2 separate regions of the Homo sapiens genome follow, and region 1 is linked to region 2. A link is a loop called in an ENCODE intact Hi-C map of the cell type or tissue named here. Cell type or tissue: PC-3. All regions are shown on one strand. Links, peaks and the distances in the headings refer to the core of each region. The heading gives the core; the rest is flanking DNA.

Evidence for each region. Peaks named below come from ENCODE experiments on the same cell type or tissue, not always from the same donor. Only the 100,000 strongest peaks of a DNase experiment are listed, where the experiment ranks them.
Region 1: it touches region 2 in a loop (5-fold over the local background); 3 of 110 quality-filtered maps call a loop at or near these places.

Annotation. Positions count from the first base shown.
Region 1 is chr13:87,804,357-87,815,107 of GRCh38, forward strand. It overlaps LINC00397 (long intergenic non-protein coding RNA 397), which reads right to left and starts at 6,164. Exons shown (of 4, transcript NR_104059.1): 1 at 6,128-6,164. RefSeq lists an enhancer at 5,709-6,418. In PC-3, for the core only: a CTCF peak has its summit at 6,377 (motif pointing left); no DNase peak of the experiment used is centred there; H3K4me3 peaks cover 1,797 bases; H3K27ac peaks cover 794 bases.
Region 2 is chr13:87,664,697-87,675,447 of GRCh38, forward strand. SLITRK5 (SLIT and NTRK like family member 5) reads left to right here and starts at 6,675. Exons shown (of 2, transcript NM_001384609.1): 1 at 6,675-7,513; 2 at 10,685-10,751. The coding sequence starts at 10,693. It overlaps LOC124900338 (formin-like protein 5), which reads right to left and starts at 7,671. Exons shown (of 2, transcript XM_047430855.1): 1 at 6,140-7,671. The coding sequence starts at 7,609. The coding sequence ends at 7,085. MIR4500HG (MIR4500 host gene) reads right to left here and starts at 6,267. Exons shown (of 6, transcript NR_033829.1): 1 at 6,140-6,267. RefSeq lists enhancers at 6,402-6,903, 9,328-10,527. In PC-3, for the core only: a CTCF peak has its summit at 6,653 (motif pointing left); a DNase peak (open chromatin) is centred at 6,555; H3K4me3 peaks cover 2,319 bases.

The DNA of each region.
Region 1 (10,751 bases), core at 5,419-7,918, 140 kb after region 2:
ATCGTTTTAGAATCTTCCATGAATATTGATTCTAGCAATAAAGATTTGTTAAGAACTAGATTGATTCGAGTTCAAAATACAATTTAGATTTATCAAAATACTTACATTAAGGGTATTAGCAAATTGTAAGAATAAAAGTTGTCTGGAATGGAGAACAGGGTGATGTAATAGCATAACTTTGCCACTAATGAAGGCTAAGCGATTCTTCCTATTCCCAAACTAGCAAGCAATGAACAGAAAAATGTTCATTCAATTGCTAGAATTTTTTAATCTAGATTTTCTTTATTTTCATAAACCCATACACATTATTCTCCAAACTGTTTAATGTCTTCTTCCACATCTGTATCTTTATTTTTGATTCTGTGTAGTTTTGCAAGTTTTCAACAACTAAAATTTTTCTTTTTAAAGAATTGCCTTTTAATGTTTAAATAATTTCCCTTCTTTTAGAGTTTATATTTACATCTGCTATAATTTCTGTTCTTTTTTCTTGCATCTATTTTTCTACATTTGTTTTGATCTTTACTAAATATTATGCCTTCAGCTTATGCATTTTATTACCATTTGTTTTCAGCAAGATTTACTAATTACACAGCTTGGTTTTATCATAGTTATAGATTGTTTTTTATATTTTAAAAATACACTATTATTTACATCTTAAATTTAAAAACAGAAATTAAGAAGTATTGCTGATGCCCTCTAAATTTAGCTAAGGTTATCACTCTGACTTCTCTCTGTAGGTGATCATACTTTTCAAATAAAAATAGTGACTTTAAATTGATATTTTTAGATACTTATTTAATAGTTCTTTAACTTTCATCTAAAAAGAATCTTTTCAATTTTTATGTATATTTCTTAACGTAATTCTTTTGTTTTATTAAGTCTATATGCTAAAAATTTTCTATTTCTTATTTTTATTTTATTTTTCGTGAATTTTCAAGGCCACACTGAATACTACATCAAACAGATATATATGAAATGTTTAAAAAGTTTAAGTAAGTTGTGCTCGCTTTGGCAGCACATATACTAAAAAGTTTATATAAGTTGTACAATTTCTGCCACTTCTTTGAGAATTTTTAATTTTTAATACATAAGAAAGTTACCTTTCACTGAATATGAAAATGTCGCACCATATTGTTATTCAACTCTATAGAAATATGATTTAATATGTAAATTCAAGTTGAATGTATTCTTTTCTGTAAAATTTTGTTTTATTCTATATTTATGGGGTTATGTATTTCTTTAATTTTGCAGGTGCAAATATTTACTATGTTAAGTCTAGTTTCTTTCCTCAGAAATCATTCTTTCTAGATTTCCGATAATTTAATTTTCAATTTTTCTTTCACTTCCTTTTAAAAAACATGGATTATTTCTAGGTGGAAAATTCATTTTCTCCGGCACATACCCAATACATGGTTCTTACAGTTGTAAATTGTATTTTTCACATTTGCATTCTAAGGAAGTTGATCCTTCCTTAGAAGGCTGTGTTTTATAAGAGTTACAGATTCTTTTGATGGTGAACACAACACAATGACACTTAGATAGATGAAAGGCAATTTTTCTTTGTTATTTTTGCCTCCAAATGAGAAAAGGCTGCCAGGCAGGGTCACACAGGGAGTTATACCAGAGACAGGGTAATAGCAAGCTGGAATCCTCAGGAGCAGCCTGTATATGGCAAGTGAAATAAGGTTAGCTACGTTTCGATGGATCCCTTTGTATGTTTCATTTGAAAAACTGTCCAGGTTCTGGGACATAGAGCCTGTCCCTATTCTGTGGTACTTGGAAAATCAGAAAATAAGTAGAATTGTTGATGTCTTCTTAATTTAAATAAAGTTATCACACTTTAACTTCCCTCTATTGGGGATCATACTCTAAAAATAAAACTAGTGACTTCAGATTGATGCTATTGGATAACAGTAGGGCTGTGAGGGTGGGTGCATAGTGGCGGGTATATGAGAGCCCAGTAAGGGAAGTGATTGGAGTGTGAATTTAATTAGCTGTGCAAGAAGGGGAGCTGATTAACCTCTAACCAATAATATTACAGTATTACTAGGTAATAGAACAAAACTTAAATTATGTTCTCTTCTGTTTTTAATGTGGATATAAAACTTACCAAAAATTTGGAATCTTACTAATCTCTTTTTCTATCTTTTTACACAGCTTCTGTCAGGACCTGGGGCATGTATTTGTCTATTAATTTCTCTACCAAATTTAGCTGTATTTAGGGGTAGAAAACAAAGAAAATTTTAATCACAATACTATGAGTGAGGACATGCAAAACTAGTAACATTTGAGGATGAGTTCGCCAGATAAAACCTCTAGTTAGTGAATATGGGAATTATAATCATCCAACATTGTTATTGATTACATTTTCTTTTTAGGGAATTTTGTGACTGAGAATCTCTTGTCTGAAATTAAGTTTTCATGTTATAAGTATCGTTATCTATATGTACTATTTTCTGTATCCTCCCTGTCACAGATCACTACTGAACATGGTATAATCAATACTCGAAATAATGAAATGTTATAAGTAAAAAAGCTCATAGAATTACATAAATTACACATTTTAATGCTTTCAAAGCCAATTCAGAGTACAATAATGCGTTGGTCTAATCAGAGCATTTATGTGAACAAAATTTACTCTTTTATTGCATGTATAGTCATGATTCAAATCACCTTCTACATATGAGCATATATTTGAGAAAATATTTTATAACTATCATAAAAATGTTAGACATTATTATTTTGGTTATTTTATCTGGCATCTAGACGTGAATTAGATTTAGTATGATTTGTACTTAGGAAATAACTTTATTATTATTTATATCAAAGGATCACAAAGAAATACACACACATATATATATATATATATATATATATACACTTTAATCCTTCGATTGTCGTACAGAGTTCTACCGATTTTCACAAAAAACTAATCAGATGACTTAGGGATACTCCAGATTCCACTACTTAACTAGTTCATTCAGTGTATCGTTTATTCTCTGAGCTTTGCTCTGCTCCTCAGAGACTTGTATAATTTCAAAATTAATTAAAAACTTATAATCACATAAACCATCTTCTTCTAAAAATCATCTTAATTTTTAAAATGAAGTAACCATGACATAGAAGGCTAAATTGGACTAAACAAAATGTGGCAGTATTCATAGTTATAGCATTTGAATAACCCCAGTCCTCTGATCTAGGCATGATGAACTGTATAATATGCTCTGTTTTATAGTTGCACTGAGGTAGAATATAAAAAAGTTCGGAAGCCATAACATGCTGAATCATTTGAAGGTTTATTTATTTAATACTAGTGATAATTAGGTATTTCAAAAAAGATTTTTTCCTCATGATATCATTTCTTTGTAGTTATAGTTATTCTGATCAATCTTAGTTAAATGAATTCTTGAAGAATATTTTAACATTAACAAAATGCGACCACGATAAATTTTACATCACCAAATAAAGAGCAAATCCTACAAGACAAAAACAATGTCAGAGCTGTCCTGTTATCATGAATACCCTTCAATTAATGCGTTTATAGCCATGCATGCTCATAGATAACAGTCCTAAAAACCCACCTACAACTTCCAAGGAAACACTCCTATAGCCACTCACATACACAAATGGAGAGTGAAAAAATACTCTAAAGCTCCAAGTATAATGGGAAACACTGAATATATTTTAAAATCTCACAGACATACTTAGAATTGAATAAGAGTAAATAGATTGTAAATTACTAATGGATAGGGTTGATTTCGAAGATGATCCTTCAGATTTTCAATGTATATTTAAAACTTTTATGGAAAGCTACAGGCTGAATATTCAGCTATAAATATCCTTCTGACTTGTGTAAGGTGGCAACTGCTGATCCATTTTTTTTTAATTGTCTTTTAACAAGCAAACCTCTTTTCTGTTGAAAAAGCATTTTCTTCTAGCATGTATTCTATATGCTTTGTTTCCTCCTTTATGCATTTCTCAACAAGAGTGACCCAGATGTGAAAGTTGTAGCATCATTTATATACCTCAGCATAAATTAACAGTCAAATTGGTATATAATTTTTATTTATTATTTCTCTTTTTCAATATATTTTGTGAAAATCTCTTACTGAATAGATTAACAATTCAGCTTTATAATCTCCTAGCGCTAATCAGAAATCATATTTATGTGTGTGTGTGTGTGTGACTTATCGATGTGTTGAAAATACATGTTGTTTTCCAAAATTTTAAATTGTTTAAACCATTTCCTAGGCATAGCAAACTAAAAAAGTAAAAATTTCTGGTAGGTTTTACAGTTTAAGACCCACACAGAAACAAAAAGGCTTTAACAGTCTTACAGGAGGTTTGAAAAAATACTTTCAATCAAAACTCTAATTCTGCTGCTCACTACTTACCACAATAACATATGTTCAATGACTAATTCTGAATGCAACTTACGTTTTCTGAATCCTACCAGGGTCCTTTGTGTTTAGAATCACTAGATAATTCAAAAGTGAAAAAGTTTATTCATCCCGCAGCTACTTATACATATTTGAAAAAAAAAAGCAAGAGAGAAGTTCAAAGTATAGAATTTGTAATTTATGGTAAATAGATTTTTGGCCTCAATTATTTTTATTCCTTTGTTTACTCCTTCCATCAATCCATCACAGATCCTTGCCCAATTGATAGAAAATGTTGTTTTCATGGTTTTTATTTGCCAAGGAAAGAGTAATATTTCACAAATACTTTTCTGTTTAAGAAAATAGATCTTGTCATTCATTTCCTGGATACTTATTACCTATGTACTATGTGCCAGACACTGTCCTGGAGCTAGAGTATGTTAAAATATCAACCACAAAAAAGACGCATGATCTTTGTTCTCCTCAAATTCACCATGTAGTAGATGAGACAAACATTAAGACTTACAAAAATGCATGTAATATTATAACTAAGAAAAAGCTTTGAAGAAGAAGTGAATATTCTTATGATGGCATAAAGGTATTTGAACAAATCAAGGAGGCAAGAGAAAAGATTTAGGAGACGACTAAACTCACTTCTGAATACAAAGGAGGAGTTAACTAAAGAAAAAAGTTGTGATTAACTTGAGTGGGAAGATGGGAGATAGCCTACGCATTAGTATCCTCTATTCTCCAATCATGAGATTCCTATTTATGTACGTCTAATCAATACGCGAGAGAACTTTTTCCATCAACTTTGTTGAAGGTATTCTCTGACACTTCAAGCAAAATATAAAAAAGAGAGTTCAGATGCTTCTTAGATATTGACATGCATAAATGTTAGTACTGATATTTGTGGCTTTCATTTCCAATGTGGCATTTCTAACAAATAATTGGCATAAATCTGTAAATTTTATTTCATTGTTTTCTTGGTGGTCTCTAAACTGAAAACAAAAGGTAAAATTTAGAAAATTCTATTAGCTATATTTAATTAAATATAATATGCTTAATTAAAATAGATGACTATATACCTGTGAATGGCTTTTTTCTCTGACGGTTAATGGTTTTCTTATTCACAGGCTTCATTGTCAGGATAAAAAAAGTAACAATACATATAAAGTATATCTAGACCAGGATCGATAAAAAATAATTCCTGATTTATCCCAACATCTTCTTGCCAACATATAATGCATATTCTCCTTATATACTAAAAATGCACTTGATACATGAAAAAAAATTTAGTACTGAGTTCCTTAGACATACATTTTCCAATTCATAATTGAAAATGTATATTGGTTAGTAGAGCAAATAATTTGAACTTTCAGAGCCTCTATGCCTTCACCTAAGGAATAGTTATAATAATAGTTAATAAAACTTATCCAATAATTAAATTAGGTAATTTATTTTAAAATCCTATAGCATATTTGCTTACAGAAATATGCACTCATTGTTTGTAGCCTATATTTGTAACTTAATATATAAATAACATAATTTATCATTGTTATTATAACTGATTAAGAATTGTTCATTACTTATTTTATAATTAAAGTCTGGGGGTTTTGACGGCCGGTTAGGGCAGTTTAAAACTCCCTGAAGGGAAACAGAGTCTCTTACTCACAGGAAAGAGAGAGAGGTGGCAGAGTTTCAGAAGAGAGGAAGACCAGACAGTTTCGCAATTCATACACACTCACCTTCCAGGATCCCGGTCGATGTCTCCAGTTGAAAAGGCAAAGGCTCCCTCCTCCCCCTCGCGGGGCTCGCGATGGGGGCATAGCGGGCTTCTTCAGTGCCCCGCTGCTCAGACCTCCAGGGGAGCATACAGACGGGCAGGCTGTGGGACTCCTACCCCAGGGCAGGGTCTAGGGGTGAATGTTTACAGCTCCTGAAGCCCCAGTGGGCATGTTACAGGATACTCTCTTAGTCTGCCATCTATAGGCGGCTCGTGTTAACCAGCTCAATTAGGCCCTCTACGTTGTGGCAAGAACAGAGGGCTTTCTGTATCTGGGTTCTTGCCTTGTTGTACCTGAAGAATCGGATCACCCATAGGCTTGGAGAATGAGTGCAAAGTTTTATTGAGTGGAAGTAGCTCTCCGCCCATGGGGCAGCCAGAAGGGAGATGGTTTTCCCCTGGAGTTGGGGTGCTCGGCAGCCCCGGCTCTCCCCTGACTGCCCAGGCCAACCTCCGCCTCCTCCCGCTGGTCCACGGCCTACTGGCTTCCGGGTGCCTGTCAGCGTGTCCTTCTGCTGGGGTGCTCCTATGGATGACCAGCGCTTGTGTCTTCTTCCCCTGATGTGTTGTTCATTAGGACGTCCAGCCACTTGTGTATCTGCCTGCAAGGGTCTTGGGTTTTTATAGGCCCAGAATGGGGGCATGGAGAGCCAGGGTGGTCTTGGAAAATGCGAAGTTTGGGCGGGAAAGCAGGTGTGCCTGTCCTGACCTAGGTTCCTGACCGTTGGAGCCCTAGCCAGAGACCACGCCCTCCTCTCCCCAGCACTTCCCTTTCCCTTTTCTGTATCATTTAAAGGGACCACGCTCTTCCCTTCCCAGCACTCCCTTATGAATTTTATAATTAAAATAAAGTCCACCATAACTCTTCAGGATGAAGCGTTAGAAAAATTCTTATTAATGTAAGAAACATTACCAGTATTACAACTGTCATTACTTCAGTCTAATATTAATTTAGATTATTCAAGATAATGGAATTAGACAAGCTAAGTAAATTAGTGGTGAAAATATGAAATCATTGAATGCAAATTAACGCTTTTTTGGGTAGATAAGATAATTTTGTATAAGGATACAATATAGCTGATTTCTAAACTTAACCAGCACAATATTGCATTAGACTTAGGTTTAGCCAGAGTTTTCTATACATTTGACTATAATTGGGAATTTTAAGCCACTGTGCAGTTCTTCCTGATTATGTACTCATTACTTCATATCAGCAGTTTGGAATTGGTCATGGTGGGAGTATTTACATCACAGAAATTTTAAAATGTCACAAATCAAAGTCTACCTCCCACTCCCAACCCCAGAAAGCTGGCTGTCAAACTTTGCTAGCACCCCTCTGCATCAGACTTATGTTTAGCCAAGCATAGTGTTCTATATATCTTACTGTTATAATTTGTTTATGGATGAGATGTGAACTGAGAGCCTAAGATGAACATATCAGAGAACTTCTTGCAATATTTCTTTATATTTTAGATTTTTGCCAAGGTTTTGGGGACATGTGGTCTCTTTTTGATTGAGTTTCAAAAGCAGGAACTTTGGAATCCTTGGCTTCTGGCCACTCATATAACTATGTCATAGAGAGGTCCTTGCCGAGAGATGGAAAATAGAGTCCTGGTAATACTAATTGTCTCCCTAGATAGAGTTGTACCAGAAGTCAAACTAAACTCAGATTTGCACATACATAAGCTAATTGTTTGTTTGTTTGTTTGTTTTTCTTTTTCTTTGATTCTGTATGGGTAATCAGCATTGAATTTCTGGAACTTCAGAAAATAAATTTTTCCTGAATATCACATATGTATTAGTAACAAACTCTAAAATATTATTGCTCCAAGTCTTTAGAAATAGATAATGATGTAGATCTTTTCCTGATACATTTTAAGATGAAAAATGAAGACTGTTTTCACCTTTGCTTTATGGTGTGGAGATAAAAATAAGGAAATTCTTATTTATTTTATTTTTGGAAGAAAGATGGAGTATGGGATACCTCTGAGCTCAAAGGTTTACTATACATATCTGGAAATCTCCTAGATTTTTTCCATTCCTCCTATTGTCTTTCCAAAGCCCAAACTTTTTTAGGAACTTAAAGTAGGTTATTTGAGGAGAAAAGTTGCTTTAAATTATTCCCTGTTGATCTCAGATGCTTAACACAGATTCTTACTTTCTCCCAAGGAGTAGCTAATACCCTGGTATTAGGCAGGCTCTTTACACAGTAACATCATGATCGTTTTTAGCAAAAGGAAATGGTCTGTGATTATTGAGCTATTATTTCCCATGAGTCCTCAAAAAGATGGACCAGGGAAAGCAAATCAGTAGTTTTGTCAGTTTCTTATTATTAGTATGATCATGTGATGTGTTGGAATGTACAGATTGTCTATGGGGAGAAGAGTGTCATTTCTCTTTGGAAAAATAACCTGCCTAACTTATCTTTATAGAACCTCAGGAAGTCTTCATTAACTTACAATTTTTAATCATTAATACAGGCTTAGATAAGTAGGTTGTATCAGCAAATAGGATTTCAACTTACCTAAGACCATAGTCACAAGATTCATGATTTTTGTTTGTGGGAAGAAGTCTTAAATATCTTTGAGAAAATTAAAGTAATAATGAGATATTTTGGAGGGTCATCTTAAAATTTTAGAAGAATATGGTAATAGTAATTTGTTCGGATTTCTGGTCTGTGATGTAAGAAGCTTGCAAATTGTCACTCTATCTCAAGTAAAAAGCTGAGGAAACTGAAAAATCAACTCTTCTTATTTTCAAAAGACAAGGGACACAAGTGGTTTGGAGGCAAACCACTGCCGCCCCCCCCAAATTGGAGAGACTGACAGATAAATACGGAGAAATAAAATTTACCTGAGCAGACACCCACCAGCTGAAACCTCTGTGGAAACCAGTGCAAGAGTAGAGAAACCTGAACTATAATTGATGAATTGCTAGAGGTCCAGTAAGAACAAGTTTGAAAGCTAAAAATTCCATAGTAAAACAGTCATGGGGGTTGAGTTCACATACTCATAAATTTTACCTCCAAGAATTCTACCAGGTCCTCATAGTAAATATTCAAAAAAAATCACCTAATGCTTCCCATCAGGAAGAGGGAAAAATGAACCATTTTGAAATACTCCAGAGCATTCTGTTTTCTGTTAATAAAGCCTGCACAAGGAGGAACTATTTAACAAGAGCTTAACCTGCTGGAGTTTTCTCAGAGCCTAACTTACCTAGAGAAATGGGGAGACCCAACTTCATCAAGCTCTAGTCTTCCATGTGGAGGAAGGGAAAGCCCACCTTCAACCCAATTGAACTCTCCTGTTCCAAGAAGGGAATAATAGGGGACCAAAGAAGCACATGTGAATTTCACGGTTGAGAGGCACAGGCTCACTGTAAAACTGAGACCTAATCAAAGACTATAGAACCCATTCCTTCCACCTACACCTTACCACCACATTACTAAAGACCTACTAATAAACTTATTTTTACCCAGTACATCATTTCTGGCCATCAGGGAAAAAAATTACAAGGCATACTAAAAGACAAAAAAATACAGTTCGAAGAGATAGACCAAGCATCAGAACCAGACTCATATATGGCCGAGATGTTGGAATTATCAGACTGGCAATGTAAAATAGTTATGATTAATATGCTGAGGTTATTGTTATGGTTTCTTTCTAATTTGATCTTAAAGTCTCACTCTTGAAAGTGTTCATAAGGCAAAATATTCACTTTCCAGAGGAAAGTAAGGTTTGGATGTGTTGGTGAGGTGAGACACAATGAGGAAGTGAAACAGAAATGCTTACAACAGAAAAAAAAAAAAAAAAAAAAAAAAATATATATATATATATATATAACTTACAGATTCCTGAGAGGTTAGAAGTGCCATCCAAAGGGCAAAGGAATCCTGGAGGCGACAAGGAGTTCAACCAGCAGGTGGGAAGTGAGAAAGAAATAGAACCTGTGAGTCTATGCCTTTATTTATAGGCATGTGGGTTTACGGACATCCCTCAGGCTTTGCCATGGGATTTGTAGATTGCTTAGTTTAAATAAACACATGTCAAGGAACGGGCTTATTTACAAGACTCTGGTGTTAACCATTATGTTTGATTATGGTCAGCAGCTTTGAAGTGTGTTGAGTTTTGGATCTGTTAGATAAGAAACAAGTGGACTATATTATCTACAACCACTAAGTGATGGGAAGTTTTGACTAATCCAAAGGTGACAAACTATCACTGAGTTTCAGAAAAATTAATGTCAGGCTTAAAAATGGGTGCTGAGGCAGCAAATATATCACACAAATTTATAAGAAAAGAGCTCTAGTGGATAAAGTAGACAGCTTGCAGAAACAGGAAAAAAAGTAAAGAGATGAACATTATAATAAAGAACAACAACAAAAAGGCTGGTGATCAAAAATGTTATAACAGAAATAGAGATGCCTTTGACAGGCTTGTAAGTAGATGGCACATGGACGAGGAATCTCTGAGCTTGAGGATACCTCAGTAGAAACATCCAAAAGTTTGAAAGTGAACAGGAAAAAAATGCAAGAAACATACAACAGAATAAAACAGACTACAATATCTAAGAACTGTGGGATAACC
Region 2 (10,751 bases), core at 5,666-8,165:
TAACCAGTGTGATAGTTATATAGTCAATTGAAGACATAGCACATTAACTTTGTCATCTACCCAGAGGAAATGTTTTCATTAATGCAGAGGTGCAAATGATATGAAGCCAGAACCAAGAATGAATTCAACGTCTTCGAGAAACACTTTACTGATGGCGAGATCTGGTGGTTTCCTAATTATTTTGGACTTAAGCCTTTCAGCAATGTGTAATTCCTTTGAAGTTATATTGGTTTTGTCTATGGAAGAAGCATATTGTTGGAAATAAAGGTCACTAATGTAACTAATATTTTAGATAGATTGATGAAAAACAAACTCTAACCTTAAAAAATTATAACTTCTGAATGGGACTTATTATCAAGACATTATGTCTTTGTATCAGATTTATAAATGTCATTTTATTAAAACTGAGGTTTATTGAGCTTTTCATGGAAATTAGGGACCATATTAGCATTCTATAAATTAGTTAATTATAATTTGCTGTTCAAACTCTGCCCACTCCAATTGTACAAAAAGCCACTAAACTTTAAAATCATGTTTTCGTATTAAAATAGATGGAACACAAACATTCAAGTGCAGTTTTTTTAAAGTCTTTTTTTGCACACAAAACTTATCCTAGATAATTCCTGAAGCAAAATACTGATTTAGTATTTTCTTTCCCAGTTCTACTAACATCCCACTGTGTGATCTAGAGAAAAGTACTTTAGAGAGTACTTTGCCATGCATAAAAAGGCACTTATCTTCTAATAAAATTCTATTGATTTAAAATAATCTACCTTTCTTTCTTTATAGAGGTATAATAAGGGTGTAATGAAGAATTTTGAAGTGCTTGTAAAGTTCCTTGAAATCTTTAAAAGAATAGTAGAGGCCTTCAATTGAATGCAATTCGAAAGAATTGAATAGAGACCCTAAACAGAATGCAAATCAGGCCTCTTGCCAAATGTGAATCATAATTGTCCTTATTTATTGAGGGTGTCATAATCACCATCATTACTTATGAGTGCAGCTGTTCATATTGATTGAATTTCCAAGGTATCCCAGAAATTGAACAAGAAACACAGTTTCAATCCTCTGGGAATTTATATTCTAGACCTGCACTGTCCAATGGTAGCCACTAGCCACAGGTGGCTATTTAAATTTAAATCAATCAAATTTAAATAACAAATAAAATTTTAGTTCCTTTGCCATATCATCCACATTTCATTTTTTTAAGCTACCTCCTACAGAAAGGTATCATTCATATTTCAATTTCTCAGTAGCCTTATGTGGCCAATGGCTATCATATTGGATCGCACAGATACAGTTAATTTCCATTATCACAGAAAATTCTATTGAACAGCCTCTTGTAGATGCTTGGTGCACATATGCCACTATAAATATTATTCAAGAATACAATTTATACAATATAATTTTATTGCATAAATTGTAGTTCATTAATTTTGATAGAGACTTTTAATAGAGAAAATAGATAATCTACAAAAAGTCAAACATCTCTGTAAGCATTCTGATATGAATCAACTATTTTCATCTCAAATACAAGAGACAGGATCTAGCACATTTTAGGTGCTAAATAAATATTTGTTCAATTAATAAATTCATAAATGAACAAGTATTTTGTGTATACAAAGAGATTTCTGGAGCTCATTTTTCTTGCTATTGAAAGGATACCATATACAGTTTTCAAAATAAGGAATGATAATATAGTCTGGAAGAAAAAACACATTAAGCAAGAAATAGAGCATTGTGCAGGTCAAGTGCTTGATAATGCAAGGGAATGTTTAGATGAGCAGTCTTCATTGTTAGAAAGAATAAGTAAGATTTTTTCAGATGGAGAAAGGACTTACAGAGAATTCTCTAGAACAGTAGGTAAAAGAAAAATGAAAAGTCTGATAGATAAAAGGGCAGTGGAAACCAAAGCGTTGGGAGTTGGGAAAAAGGCTGATTCATTTTGAGGGGATAAAGAGATTATGAGTATTCTGATGAATGAAGGATTCCAGTTGGCAAAGTTGAATGTAGTATAATCAATTTAGATATTTTTCATTAGCAATGGTTCTTCTGAAATTGTTGTAATTTAACTGTTTTAGGATAATTAATTGTTTTTCTCTGAAAAAAAAAACAACAGAAATAACCCAGAAAACACAGGCATAACATAATGCCTGTTTAGACTTATTTTCTAAAAATGACTAGAGATGTGTGAGAACCAAGGACCAATGGGTCCCAAGAGACAAATCATACACTAATAGAGAGTTACATAGAAAAGCTAATCTGATTACATTGTGAAACTGCTTCATTTCCAGTGGAATGTGTGCATTTCAATGCTAGTATAAGCCAGATGGCAGTAGCCTTTGTTCTAACAGGGTCTGACGATAGTTTGTATATTTAAAATGTCACAACTACACACTCACTTTTCTTCAGTAAACAGTAAAGAACAGCTGCTGACAACTTCAAGTGCAATTACTTATCTTCTCTACAGAGCCATTTTGATCTTCCTCTTCACTCACCAGAGTATCAAATAAAACTGATGTTCCCAGTACACAGCATGGTTCTGAATAGTGTGAAGATAACAAAGCTAGCTTCTATTAATTACCATTCTATTAGCTGATACTGGTAGCTAGAATTGAATGTCATATATGAGTAATGCTGAGAAATTATTGTAACTAATTAATTGACACTCATAGTTAGAAATGTATTCAGTGTCTCCAGTGATAATAATGTGCCATGAAAAATAAAACCATTTGAGAACTATGGGATAGAGATTAATTTAAGGAAATCATCTTGAACTCTTCCTAAGCTCTTAAATCACCCCTCCAAATATTCTTATTTTTCAAGTGCACATTTTTATAAATTTTTATTGGGGATGTGTATGCAAAATTGAACAAACTGTAGTAGAAACTAAAACAGTAAGAAACAAAAATAGTAAAAAAAAAAAAAAAAAAAAGAGCATACGATGAAAAATAAATTCCCATTCTATTTAAGACGCCAGTCTTCTTCCAAAAGGTAACCACTATTATTAGATTTGTGTGTATTAATTTCTTTCCAGAAAAAAAGTCTGCCTCTCACAAATTATAGGTAATGCTATATATACTCCTAATAATGGCAAAACAGTATTCCTATACAAACTGTTGTTTAAAGTAGAAGAGTATTCTAAGGTATAGAAGGATGTGTATGACTTTTCAGTGAGTCAGACATTTAACTTGTTCTTACTCATTTTCAAATGCAAGCATCTGTTACATATCTTCTGACATAGTGTTTTATATATCTTACTTTGGCACACCTGAAGGCTACTTTCTGAAAAAGTAGTGTTCCAAAGATATATTTTTGTAGATATTTCCAATTGGTTATCCAAAAAGGATATTTTCATATGTAATTATATCAAAAAATATCCGAGTGTATGTGCAAGGAACTGCATGAGGCAAGGAAGAAAATTGGCTATTTTTTGTATATTCTTTTGTAATGCCTCTGAGAGTCTATTTCTAAGGCTGTGAATAATTAAGTCTGTAAGTGAATAAATAATTTCAGCAAAATTAGATTTGCTGGCCATTTTTAATTTGATAAATATAACTGCATGATGTTTGTTTTTAATTTTAAATGTATTAGACAAAATGTCAAAGACAAATGCTGTACAGTTATTTAATTTAGCAATTTCATAGAGACACAATCATAAATGGTGACTCATTATTTTCCTCCAGGAGAAACTTTCATTTTCTCCTTTTAGATATGTGATATACATATAACATATATTATATATAATTATATATATGAATGTGATATATATATAATTTCAATTTCAAAAACTTTAAAGACATATGCCCTTTAACTTAGACTTGAAAAATGTGTCATTTATTAAATTGAGTTGAACAGACTTCTTAGCCATTACTATGGAGGAATAGAAACTTAGCATTAGAATTCCATAATCTTAACTCACCAGTTAGGCTAACAACAACAACAACAACAACAAATTGCAAGCTCTACTGGCTTTAGATGTTGATCAATACTTATGAAGTCATGAAATGATTAATAAAGAATTTCCTTGTTTATAATCCTCATTAGGTTGTTTCTTAAAGCACCATAATTCTTGACTAAGCATTTTAAAATTCTAATGATAACACACAGTGATACGCAAATGTGATAAGAATTATCTTAAAAAATGTACTTAATATAAGAATCCCTCCTGTGTTCATAAAGCACTAAAATAATAATTCTAGAAACTAATAAATATAAATTTACAAAAATATATGGTCAATTTTAAGTGGCAAGTATGCTACTTATGTTTTCAATTTAAATTTAAATTTGCAGGTATCAAATTATGGCCATAATTGATAATGACAATTATATTTACAATATAAATGTCAAATATATTTCCCTACATGATATACACTTATGATGATACCCTCTCAATAGATAATTCTAATATGAAAAAAAAATATTTGCAAACATTTGGACAAATGTGACTTTCACATCCAACTCCATCAAATAATGTTTAATATTAATAGACTTAATTCTGGGGAGATATATTTGATCAATCATTTAATTTTACAATGGCCAAATGTATCTATGTAATTAAGTGCATGCATCTGAGTGCTGTCTGAAAGCATGTATACACATATGACCATGTGTTGCTTAGTATAGACTAAAACATAGATACATTTGTTCATGTGGGTAAAAGTTTTGGCTCATATTTGATCACTCTTATGTAATTCACTTATATATTTTCTAAGCAATAGTCAACATTCAATGCAAATAAAGAAACAGATTAATAACTGAGGCTTTTCCTTATATCTATGATGTTTTCCCTCTTGTGTTTTTCTGTTCTGAACTGTTCAAGTCACAGTATTTTCTAAAATTTCATTCTCTTGCAGAGCATCTTATAGAGACACCTAGTGGCAAAAGGTAATGGTGGCTTCCGGGACCATCCTTAATGTTGAGTTAATGGCAGAAAGTTTTCATCATTTACTTATTTGAACCACAAGAGGTAAACTAGATTATTAGCATAAGTGTTTCTAACAAAACTGTAACCTAAACTAATTCCAAACATATTTAATACTTCTTAGTTGAATAATATTTCCTTTAATTAGAACAATAAATATTTAAAATAAAAATAATACAAAACCATGAATTAAACTTTGCTATTGAATGAAATTATAAAGATTTAGAACAGTGATAAAATATAACAGCTTTATTTCAGCTATTTTGAAAAAATCAATAATCGATTAAGACAATTTAGGACCTTTAAGAACTTCTACAAAGTTAATCGATATTGAAAATTATGTTTCTGATAGGACTCAATATTTATATTCCAAAGGCTTCTGGCTGTAATTCCTATATAATTTTAAATTTAAATATTTCATTTCATTTTGAAAATATAAAAGTAATTTTAAACTTAAAATAAATTTTCTGAAATGTTTATATAATGTTAAAAGTTAATGACTGAATAAAAAATACAGAAATAAGCCTTTTGTGGATGACGTGTAAGTTATATTTGTTGATGCAATGTATCTACAGCTAGTGGCTATCATTCCTAGGTCAAATGCTTCTAAATTTAATGAAACGTTCATTACAAGATTTTGTTTTTATTGTCTGAAATTACATATTACTTCTTTCCTTCCTCTCCCTTGAATATAACCCATACTTAAACAAAATTGCTTCCAAATAAAGTTTTTATGGTATAAAGTAAAAATATATATATTCACACAACATACGCAGGGGAAAGTTCAAAAAAGATTGCAGTACCTCAGGAGACTGCAATGTTCATCACCTGAGATATATATACATCTCAGAACATAGACATATTATCAGACTCTATATCAATATTAAACATATGATTAACCAGATTATAACACAGTATTATCCCAAATATTACTAAGAATAAAACAATATCAATAATAATTAAGACGTAATTAATTGCAAAATAAAGTGGGTAAAATATATTTACATGGAGAAACTAACTACATAGTTATCAAAGGAACAGGCACATGTGCACTCAGCCTGCACTGGGTCACTTACTATTATCAACTTTTCTCTTATACCCGGGATGAACGGCAGGTCTAATATTACAAATATTGAAAACATGTCTTATGAAAGTAAAGACCCCTTTTTGGGGATGGAAGTGTCTGGTTTCATGGAAAGACCCAAGAATACTTACTGTAGAGATGACTCTAGTGGAGTTTAGCAGATGACTCTTCAAGAAACTCGCTTTCTATCGATATTGCATTTACTTAGGGGTTTTCCAGCTTTTTAGTACACACCAGATGTATTCACAAACATTCCCTCTGAAAGTCTTTCACATTCCCTTGTGTTGCCTAGACACACCTATAAAACGTAATTCTATTAAAGAGAAAAGAAAAGTAGCGCCCTTGTTTGCAGCTAGGAGGAACCACTCCCTTTTCCAGGATCCTTAACAGTAAGTACACGAGACAGCAGCATTCTGAATGGCAGGAGGAAGGCAGGCGATCAGCACAGGGCTGGAATCATCTGTTCCTGACCACCAGCAAGCCTGGCACTGCCGGGGTTATTTCCACTCCTCCCTTTCCCAATCCGAGAATTGCACAGTCCCACGCTCGAATTACACACATGGTCCAAGACTTCTCTCTCTTCCTACGAATGTGACATCCAAGGGGGCCCCGGTTGCGCCGCCCTAGCCCAGGGACGCCTTCGCCCTCGGCTGCCATCTATCGGCCACCGAGCGCCCGCTTCGCCCCGGGCCCATCATGTCTGCTGCAGCTTGGCTCGCACCAGAGGCGCGACAATAAACAAGTGCACTGGACTGGGCCCTGCACCCGCTCCGGAGCAGCTGTCTCAGAGACCCGGTGTTGCTTACCGCGTTGCCACCTCCTCGGCGCCCGGGAGGAAGACGCAACTTTCTCGGAGTTTTTTTTAGAGCCACCGGGCTGCCAGGACAAGCCACAGGCATAGAACGACGCGGTTGCTGCCCGCCCCCCCCTTCCCCCAGAAACCCCAAAGGATGTCGGTGATAGAGAGTTCCAACTAATGACGATTGTGCGCCGCATCTGGGGAAGGGATACAGAAAAAAACCCTGCAAACACCGTGAGGATGAAACTGCCAAAGGGATGCAAGAGCCTCTCAAATACTAATTAGGGGCCGCGGCGGCGGCGGGCTCGGCGCGGAGACAGCGTCGGCGGGATCCCAGCGCGGTGGTCGCCGCTGCGCTGGGGGGCGGAGGACAGCGCAGGAGCTGCAGCCGCCGCCTTCGCTGGAGCAGCCGAGGGGCCGGTGCCACCTTTGCTCGCCCCCTCACTACCATGTACAGTGTGCGCTGCAAGAAGAAGGCGGGAGATGCATGCACACCCCCGCGACCCGCTCCCTCTGGCTCGTCCCCCGGCGTGCGCCACTGACCAGGGGGGAATGTGGTGAAGACGGCGAGGAGGAGAGCCGAGGGGGGAGGGGAGGGCCGGCCGGCGCGAACCCAGGCCGGAGGGTGCGAGGAGCCAGAGGAGGCTGGAGGGGGCGGCGGCCACAGCTGGGTCGGAGAAAGTTGCCCCCTATGCAGATGGCAACTGTGAGTACCCCTGTGGGGGGGAGGGTGCAGCGAAGGCTGCCAGGGACCCCGCGATCGCGCCTTAACACGTATTGGAGCGAGTGTGCGAGTGATCATGAGTGTGAGCGGGTGCGAGCGCTCGGCGGGGCTGACCGTCACGTTGGCGGGGCCGGCGGGGCCAGGCAGTCTTCTCCGCGTCCCCCTCCTCCCGCTCCGTGCCTCCCCTCCCAGCAGCTCCCCCTCCCCGCCCCGCCCGGCTCCGGCTCCCGGCCCCTACCGCGAGGCGCCTCTCCAGCCGGACCTCCGCCGCCCCCTCCCGCCGCCTCCCTATCCCGCCGCTGCAGAACGCCCCCCGCTCTCCACCCCCCAACCCTGCTGCCCGCTCCGACTACCGCGGAGAGCACCGGGGAGAGCCTTTTGGGGAGCCCCGGAACCCGCGGTCGCCACCGCGGCGGCGGCCCCAGGCTGGAGGCGTCCGGGCGCCTCTTTCCTCCAGCCTCTGGGACTGCGCTGCTCGCAGTCTCCTCGCCCTGCCTGGGCTTGAGAAACCTAGTGCATACCCCAAAGAGGGTTTTTGTGTATGTGTGTGTTTTTAAAGGGTGGCTATGATGACTGGGCCTTGGAGATGTGAGACTGGGTAAGTCTATCGTTTACTTTGCAAAAGAGGTGTGTGTGTGTGTGTGTGTGTGTGTGTGTGTGTGTGTGTGTGTGTGTGTGTGTCTATGTGGCGGGGTGGTTTTCCTTCCCTCTCCTCCCTCCCCTTCTTCCTCCGTTTTCCCTTCCTTCTCTTTGGGGCGGGGTGGGGGAGGGGGAGCCTCGCGTCCTGGAACTCCGGGTGCTTCTGCCTGGGCTGCTGCTTGAGCAGCTGTGCCCGGAGCCTCCGGTGCGGCCTGGGTGCTGGGCTCCAGTCCGAGAGGCTCCATGCTGCTTACTGCAGGGACGTACAGGGCGGTGATCCAGTATCTAAATTCTTTGGGAGAAAATGAATAGTTCCCCCGCCCCCGCCCTCCAGGAAAAAAAAAAATCTGAGAATCTGAGAATGTTCAGCGCACCCGCGAATTTGCATCGGAGGTGCGTTTCCCCGTCAGAATGTCAGCCTCCCCAGGCTCATTCAACTTTATTTTCTCAAATTTTTGGTCTCCTTTGCTAGCAAGGAGGAGGGGGAAGGGAGTGGGTTGAGAGGAAGCTCTTCGACCCTTGCTAACTAGAACTGAATTAAAGTTGTAAACGCTGGAGTTTAATACTGGCTGGACTGAATTTGCAATGGGCTTTCAGATGGGGTGGGAGGTGAATGGGGGCGGGGAAGCACAGGGAGGGAGGGGGAGGGGACCCAACCTCGCTGAATGGATGTGCGGATTTGATCCAGCGGAGAACTGAAATTTCAAGGTAAACGTTTTGCTTTCACTGGGGTGGGGATGTTTTTGCCGCTTTTAAGCCGGGAGACGTTTACCGTTGCGTTGGGAGGTCGGGGATACTTGCGAGGTTTATGCACTGTGGTTCCAATTCATCTCGACACGTCTGGGTGGCCACACGTGAATGATTCGCAGGCACACTGATACATGTGCGTTTGAATGCAGGGGCGTTTAATAACGCGGGCTGGAGTCGACTTGGGGATCAGGAGCAAGGTCTCCAGGCTTGAACCCGCTGTCTCGGAAACATCTTGGCTTTAGTTTGGAGTTGCAATTCGATATTAGACTTCGGTAGTGAGGCAAAGGCAAGGTTGACCAGAGAAAAGGCATAGGTTCCTAGAGTCCAGCATTTCTATCAAATGTCCTCCACCCCATTAACCAACGCAGCATGCGCGCGCGCGCACACACAAACACACACACACACACACACACACACACACACACGCTCATTCCATTTATGTCCTTCCTTTAAGAGTGCTGCTGTTGATCAGAAGTAGGAAGTGGAAGGAAGCCTTCAAGGGGACAAAAAGAGAGCAAGAAAAAAAAGGGGGAGGGGGTCATATTGATTCCTGTGGGAGATGAAATTCGGATATTAAACAACTGACCTAAGTCGCTTACAGTTCTTCCTCCCACCTTTCTATTTTGCCTCTTAATCAGCCCAGGCGTCCTTTCCCTGAGATTAAAAAAAAGAGAGAGGGGAGCGTTAACAATTAAATGTAATAAGCAACTCCAAAGATGGGGATGCTGTCGAGGTGGTAGTTCCGTGCAAACCTTGCTATTACCGTTGCAAATAGACGCGGAGCCCAAGGTAAGGGAGGCTTTCGTGCTGATCCTTGGTGTACTGATTCCCGGTAAGCGGTAGGAACGTCCTTTTTAAACTCTAGGCATCGGGAGGTATTCGGAGATTGCGGATACCTTCGCTGAGTTCTTTGTAATCCATCGTGCAGAACTATTTCAGTGGCTTAAAGATGCGGTTTGGTAGCGTCGCTGACATGATCAATGAGAAGTGGTCGCAGGGCGCTCTCCGGGAAGCGCTGCTAAGTGGTACCGTGCATGCAATTAGGACGCTGATGTGCTTTAATAGCGTGGTAGTGAAGTCCACCATCAAAGCAAATGCGCTCTCCTTTTTTCTCCTTACTCAAAGCTCCGGGAGACAATTGGTGATTTAAGAGCTTCTTGGGGCTCCTTTGATGCATTATATTACAGCCTTTTTGCCTCTGAAAAGTATCCTTTAGGTTCCCACCGTGGCATTTCTAGCGATGGTTTAAAATACCCCAAGTATTTTGGCTCCTTGCCTCTCTGTGAACATGAGAGACCTTCACGGTGAACTGTTAACTGAAGAGGCTCTGAAAGAAAGAAGGGGGGGTGGGGGCTGGGTATAGGTGAGGTGGGGAACCTTGTAAAATGGTGCTTCTTTTTTCTTAAATTAGAACCATGAAACTGAACTGACAGCCATTTTATGTATATTTATGGATTGGTTTTGAAAAGGGGGGGAGAAGAGAAAACTAAAATGGGACTTTATCTAACCTGCTCTTATCTTGTAAGGAGCAGCATATTTGTGGTGTGCTCATTTAAAAAAATTAATCAACCTTTAAATCAAAATGTATAATAGATTTTAATAAAATCTAGAGAATGTCAATGTTTCACTTGGGGAGGTGTGTCATTTGTATCTCTTCCTTTTGGGTTTTAGAGTAATAATGTTAAGAAAGAGAGAGACTTTCTGACTGATCCCTTAAATTTTTGTCATATTCTGTTATTTCCTTGTTTTCTCTCTCCCTTACAGGAGGTAAAATGCACACTTGCTGCCCCCCAGTAACTTTGGAACAGGACCTTCACAGAAAAATGCATAG